2 separate regions of the Homo sapiens genome follow, and region 1 is linked to region 2. A link is a loop called in an ENCODE intact Hi-C map of the cell type or tissue named here. Cell type or tissue: dorsolateral prefrontal cortex. All regions are shown on one strand. Each heading gives the region's core, and the rest is flanking DNA. Links, peaks and the distances in the headings are about the cores only.

What was found. A loop is a pair of places that touch in the nucleus more often than their neighbours do. Peaks named below come from ENCODE experiments on the same cell type or tissue, not always from the same donor. Only the 100,000 strongest peaks of a DNase experiment are listed, where the experiment ranks them.
Region 1: a loop joins it to region 2, with 6 times the contacts of the local background. A loop is called at or near these places in 57 of 110 quality-filtered maps.

What each region holds. Positions count from the first base shown.
Region 1 is chr10:71,283,815-71,286,685 of GRCh38, forward strand. UNC5B (unc-5 netrin receptor B) reads left to right here. Exons shown (of 17, transcript NM_170744.5): 3 at 906-1,049; 4 at 1,512-1,615. Among named protein-coding and RNA genes, the nearest start is that of SLC29A3, 34 kb to the right of the region's middle. RefSeq lists enhancers at 1,154-1,655, 1,590-1,659, 1,656-2,155. In dorsolateral prefrontal cortex, for the core only: CTCF peaks have their summits at 1,449 (motif pointing left) and 1,648; a DNase peak (open chromatin) is centred at 1,437; H3K27ac peaks cover 385 bases.
Region 2 is chr10:70,902,213-70,905,116 of GRCh38, forward strand. No RefSeq gene overlaps it. Among named protein-coding and RNA genes, the nearest start is that of PCBD1, 15 kb to the left of the region's middle. RefSeq lists an enhancer at 1,402-1,950. In dorsolateral prefrontal cortex, for the core only: CTCF peaks have their summits at 1,291 (motif pointing right) and 1,491; a DNase peak (open chromatin) is centred at 1,269.

The DNA of each region.
Region 1 (2,871 bases), core at 372-2,871, 380 kb after region 2:
GGGGAGCCATTGAGAGATCAGGGGCTCCCTGGGAGAGGGACTTCCTCAGCTCCAGGCCCACAGGGCCTGAGTAGTGACCAGGGAGAGCAGGCATCCCACCTCTGCACGTGCTGAGCCCCCTTTCTGTGCCAAGCCCTGGGCCACAGCAGCAAGCAGGACAAAGCCCCATCTTGTTCTCCTGCAGGAGACAGACATTTAACACATGAATGCGTCCATAAATAATCTGAGTCCAGCTAATGGTGGGTGCTGGGAGGAGACGAAGCTGGGTAGGGGAGTGACTGCTGCATAGACGAACTTCCGGGCACAGTGGTGGGAGTGCCGAGCAGTGCTGGGAGAGCTGTCGGGGAGGCGCAGGGTGGAGGGGGCTTTCCTCGGGAAGTGAGGCTGATCCGAAATCTGGCAGGGACTGGGAGGCCACCAGGCCCAGAGGAGACAGAAGATTCCAGGCAGGGGACTGATGTGCAAGGGCCCCGTGGCTGCAGAGCCAGGGAACATGAGGGCCTGGAAGACACCCGGTGAGGCTGCAGTGGGATGGGGATGGTGGATGCACAGTGCAGCTCAGAGCCACTCCTGGGGATGACCCTACCCGCCTGCAGGCCACTGAGACCCCGCATGAAGGGTCTCATAACGGGGGGAATGACACACCACTTGTGCATTTTGGAGATGACACTAGCTGCCAGGTAGAAGATGCATTGGTGGGGCAGAGGGCTTGTGTTAGCCACTGCAATGTGCAGGTGAGTGGCCATGAAGCTTGAGCCAGGGTGGAGACAGGAGACAAGAGGAATGGAGGGAAAGGCACTTGGGCAAGAGTGCCAGCAGGATCCGAGGTGGAAGGCCGGGGGTGTCCTGTGCCTCACATCCTTGCTTTGCCCCTGCCCCCTGACGGCTCTCTCTTCTCCTCCCAGGCCTGCGGGTGCGCGAGGTGCAGATCGAGGTGTCGCGGCAGCAGGTGGAGGAGCTCTTTGGGCTGGAGGATTACTGGTGCCAGTGCGTGGCCTGGAGCTCCGCGGGCACCACCAAGAGTCGCCGAGCCTACGTCCGCATCGCCTGTACGCCACCCTGACCCCCACCCTGTCCCTGCAGGAACCTTCCCCATCCCTGAGGATGCTGGAGAGGGAACTTCACATCTGTGGGGCCTCCTCCAGCATCCCTGGCTGAGGATGCCCACGGCAGAGACATCCCAGCACATGGATGCCAGCTCAGAGAGGGCTCCTAGACCCAGAACCTAGGCCTCTTTTCATCTACTTCTGTATAAAAGAAGCTGGCAGCTTCCTCCCCCATCCTGAGCCACTATATGCTTAGGATCCCAGAGTCAGGGAGGGAACCCTGTTCCCCCAAGTCTGCCTAGTGAGACCCCTCCTTTGGAGAAGAGGAAATTTCCCAGGCAAAGGCCAGGTGGGCCCATCAACAGTACCCTGGGTCTGCACTGCCACCCAGTGGCTACAGTGTAGCACATCAGGTTCTGATCCTGCCCGCACCTGACTGCCTTGGGACCCTCTCGCTTCTCCCAGACCTGCGCAAGAACTTCGATCAGGAGCCTCTGGGCAAGGAGGTGCCCCTGGACCATGAGGTTCTCCTGCAGTGCCGCCCGCCGGAGGGGGTGCCTGTGGCCGAGGTGAGCGGGGACGTAGGGACCACTGAGCACGGCCCTGTGGCCATGCCTGCAGAAGCCAGGCAGGCATGGTATTTACCACCAGCCATGGTGCTAGTCTCCCAGAGCCCTGCCCCTTTCGCAGATGAGATCGAGGCTTAGCACAGAGAAGAGAACTGTTACCTCTGTCGAACGCAGCAATGCCAGATCCCAGCTGGGTCTGCCACAGGCATAACCCCACGGGATGGGGTGGCTAAGGCAGAAATCCCCAGAACTCAGGGGCTCCTTAGGTAGACCTCCAGCTCAGTCTCTATCTCCTGCCCCACCCAGAACCCAAGGCCCCAGCTTTCTGGATGCGAAAGGATCCCATCATGCGTGTGTGTGAGTGTGTTCTCCCCCACGAGCTGATCACCCCTTCCTGAAACCACAGTCTTTGGATTGCTGTCCTCTCTCGCCATCCTTACCTATGTTCCAGACATACTCCCTGCACTGGTGGTCCAGGGATTAGAGCTGCATCTCAGCTTTGCCCAGCAGAGTGGACGGCTGGGGCAGTCAGGACCCTGACTTCCAGCCTGGGATCAGCCCTCTCTGATCCCAAAACCATGCACTCATCATTCAGCCTCTCCCAGCCCAAACCCTCCTCTGCGTAGTGGGCTCAGACAAATACCCCTGGCCCATATATGCTAGGCACTTAGCACGCTGGTCTCTGCAACAACCCTGCAAAGTGGATGTTACCATTCCATCCCACAGCAAGGAAGCAGGGCTGGGAGGGGCCCAGTGGCCACCTAGGGTGAGGCAGCTGGTGAGTGGCAGAGCTGGGGTTTGGACCCAGGTCTGCCAGACCCGGGGACCTTCTTCGTATCACCTCCCAGGCTTTTCTTCCTGGCTAGCAGAGCTGGGAGGAGTTAATGATGAAGACAGATACTCCTGGCTAGCACCTATTTAGTTAGTTTAACTCAACTTCCTCTGAGCATTGTTCTCGGCACCTTACACATGCTAACTCATGTAATCCTCGCGATGGATCCCTATGGGGTAGGTGCTATTCAATTCCATCTTGCAGTTGATGAAATTGAGTCCCTGAGTGGTAAGTCCCCTCCCAAGACCACCCAGCTGGCAAATGGTGCTCTTAACCCCAGAGCTGTACAGTGTCCAGTGCTATAGTCCCACCAAGGCCCTGCCTCACTGCCACGACTATGGCGTGGACCCAGGTAGAACTGCCCTTCTTCTGTTTATGATCAAACCTGTCCTGGGCCCTCACTGCCCCCTCACCCCCACTCTTG
Region 2 (2,904 bases), core at 265-2,764:
CATTCCAGCGATTCTCCTGCCTAGGCCTCCTGAGTAGCTGGGATTACAGGCATGCGCCACCAGCCCTGGCTAATTTTGTATTTTTAGTAGAGACAGGGTTTCTCCATGTTGGTCAGGCTGGTCCCGAACTCCCGACCTCAGGTGATCCACCCACCTTGGCCTCCCAAAGTGCTGGGATTACAGGCATGAGCCACCGCGACTGGCCAGATAGCTACATTCTTAAAGAGTAAAGAGAAATATATGAAATTGCTTTTAATTTACTGCATGTTATTTAATCCCAATATATCCAAAATGTTATGATTTCAACAAGTAATTGATATAAAATTGAGCTGTTACATTCTCTTTTTTCATATAAGTCTTCAGAATCCACTATGTATTTTACCCTATGGCACACCTTAATTTGAACACTAAATTTTTATTGGAAACACTTGATCCGCATTTATTTTTCGTAAAATTTATGGTTGAAAAAGTAGATTTACATGTCAAATTGTTTATCAGTGTTTAAATGTAAATTAAAATGAATTGAAATTAAATAAAATATCAAAATAAATTCCTCAGTCACAGGGCATATTTCAGGTTCTTAGTGGCCACAAGTCACTAGTGGCTACCCTATTGGGCAGCACAGGTCTAGACATCAGAAATGGTAAGTTCCAGTTTCCTCCTTAGGGAGGCAGAACCTGCCACCTCTTCCTCTCTGATGGGCCAGACTGCCTTCCCGTCAGAGAAGGGCAGAAGGAGCTTTTGGCAATAGTGGTAGAGACTCAACACATGACTTCAGTTCTTAGTGTGTCCCTGCCATGCTGAGAACCAGTGTCTTCTCTCAGGGACCTTCTGATCTAGGGAAGGAGATGATCACACCAATGCTACAGGTGACAAGTGCTCTAACAGAGGCCGTGAGGCCAGGCTGCAGTGGAGTGACAACAACTCTACACATGGGAAGCACTCACATTGGAGGGGGTGCTTAGAGTAAGCTTGAAGATTCATTAGGAGCTGGCCAGGCAGAGGCAAGATTGGGCGGGGGGGATGACCCGGATGGGCACCCGGGCAGAGAAGGTGGCTGAGCAAAGGCCAGCCAGTCTGCGAGGTTGTGGCGTGCTCCTCTAAGTGAAGACCTGAGAGCACTGAAGAGGTTGGAGAGGCTCATGGCGACAGGCTCTGCATGGTTCTGTGTAGGTTCCCCTGGGGAGCCCAGTTCCCAGCTCTGCTCCATGAAGGAAGTAGACTTGGACTTGGCCCAACTTGCTTTCCGCCTTCCCTGCAACACTTCTGTCCACCAGAAGGGGGCAGGGCCACCTCAGGAAACGAGACCCATTCTGTGGGGGGCTCAGTCAAGGTTCAGTCCTGAGTTAGGTGAGACCTTTCAATCCTCAGTGGACAGGTACTGAGCTTCAGGCCCCGTGCTGGGACCTGGGTGCACTAAGACGAGCCCCACCCCTTGCAGCCTGTGTCCGCAGTGTCCCAGGCCGAAGGGATTGTGGGGGTTTCAAGGAGGCAGTGGGCAGCTCTGCCTAGGGGGAGGCCGGAGGAAAATGAGGACCAGCTCCCTAGAGGAGGCAACTCTTAAGCTGAAGCAAGAGAAGAAGTTGCCTTCTCGGCTGACAGGGTTGTGAGGTGTGCCACTCTGAGGGGGCACAGCAAGCGGCATGGAGGTGTGACCGCGGGCATGTCTGGTTGCTGGCTATGTCCTGGATCCTAGAGCACAGGGTGCAAGGGGCTGGGGTGACTGGCCATGGCTCGTGGGGGGCCCTGGAGCCACATGCATGAACTCCATTCTGGTGCAGCAGGGAGAACAGACAGAATTTCCTTTTTAAAAAACAAAAAAAAAATTTCTTATGAAAACTATCAAATAGGCACCAAGTACAGAGAAGAGTTCATGGACCCCCATGTACCCAGCACCTGGCACCAACAGAGATCTACCAGCTTCTCATCCATTCTCCCTCCACATTTGTACAAACCTTTTATAGATAGAAATTGTTAAACATACCAAAGAAGGGAGACTGGCATAACGATCCCCACAGACGCACCAGCCAGCTCCACCAGGAAGTTTCCAGGCTGGTCTCGGCCGCCCACTCCTTCCCACCCTCAGATTATTCTGAAGCAAATCACATAGCATTTTATATTTAAATATTTCAGTGTATATCTCTAAAAATGAGAGACTCTTTAAAAACACAGGCTTGCACTACTATGATAACACCTGAACAATGTGCACACCATTGTTTTTTCTTGTTTTTTTTTTTTGAGATGGAGTCTCTCTCTGTCACCCAGGCTGGAGTGCAGTGGCACAATATCGGCTCACTGCAAGCTCCACCTCCCAGGTTCACGCCTCACGAGTAGCTGGGACTACAGGCACCTGCTACTACCCCCGGCTAATTTTTTGTATTTTTAGTACAGACGGGGTTTCACCACGTTAGCCAGGATGGTCTTGATCTCCTGACCTCGTGATCCTCCCGCCTCGGCCTCCCAAAGTGCTGGGATTACAGGCGTGAGCCACCGCGCCCAGCCTATGCATGTCATTCTTTCACTTCATGCCATACCAGGACTGACAGATTTCAAGCCCAGGAATGGCCAGGTTCAGATTGGCATTGCAGGAGGGTTGCCCTGGCAGGGAGTGGAGGAGGAAGCTGGGGGAGAAGGGGTGAGGCAGGGCGTCAGCAGGAAACTTTGATGAGGGTCTGGGGGAGAAGCAGTGGGGACGTGGACTTAGCTAAGCCTGAGCTGTGGAGGGAGGAGGTGTGGAAAGCTTACCAAGTGCCAGACACTCTGCACACAGTCTTAATTAATCCTCACAAATGCCCCACGAAGGCGATTCTATTATCTCCCCCTTTTACAGACAAAGAGACTATGGCTCAGAGAGACTAAATCGCTCAGAGTGACATAGCAGAAATAACAGAGCAAAGTTGCAGC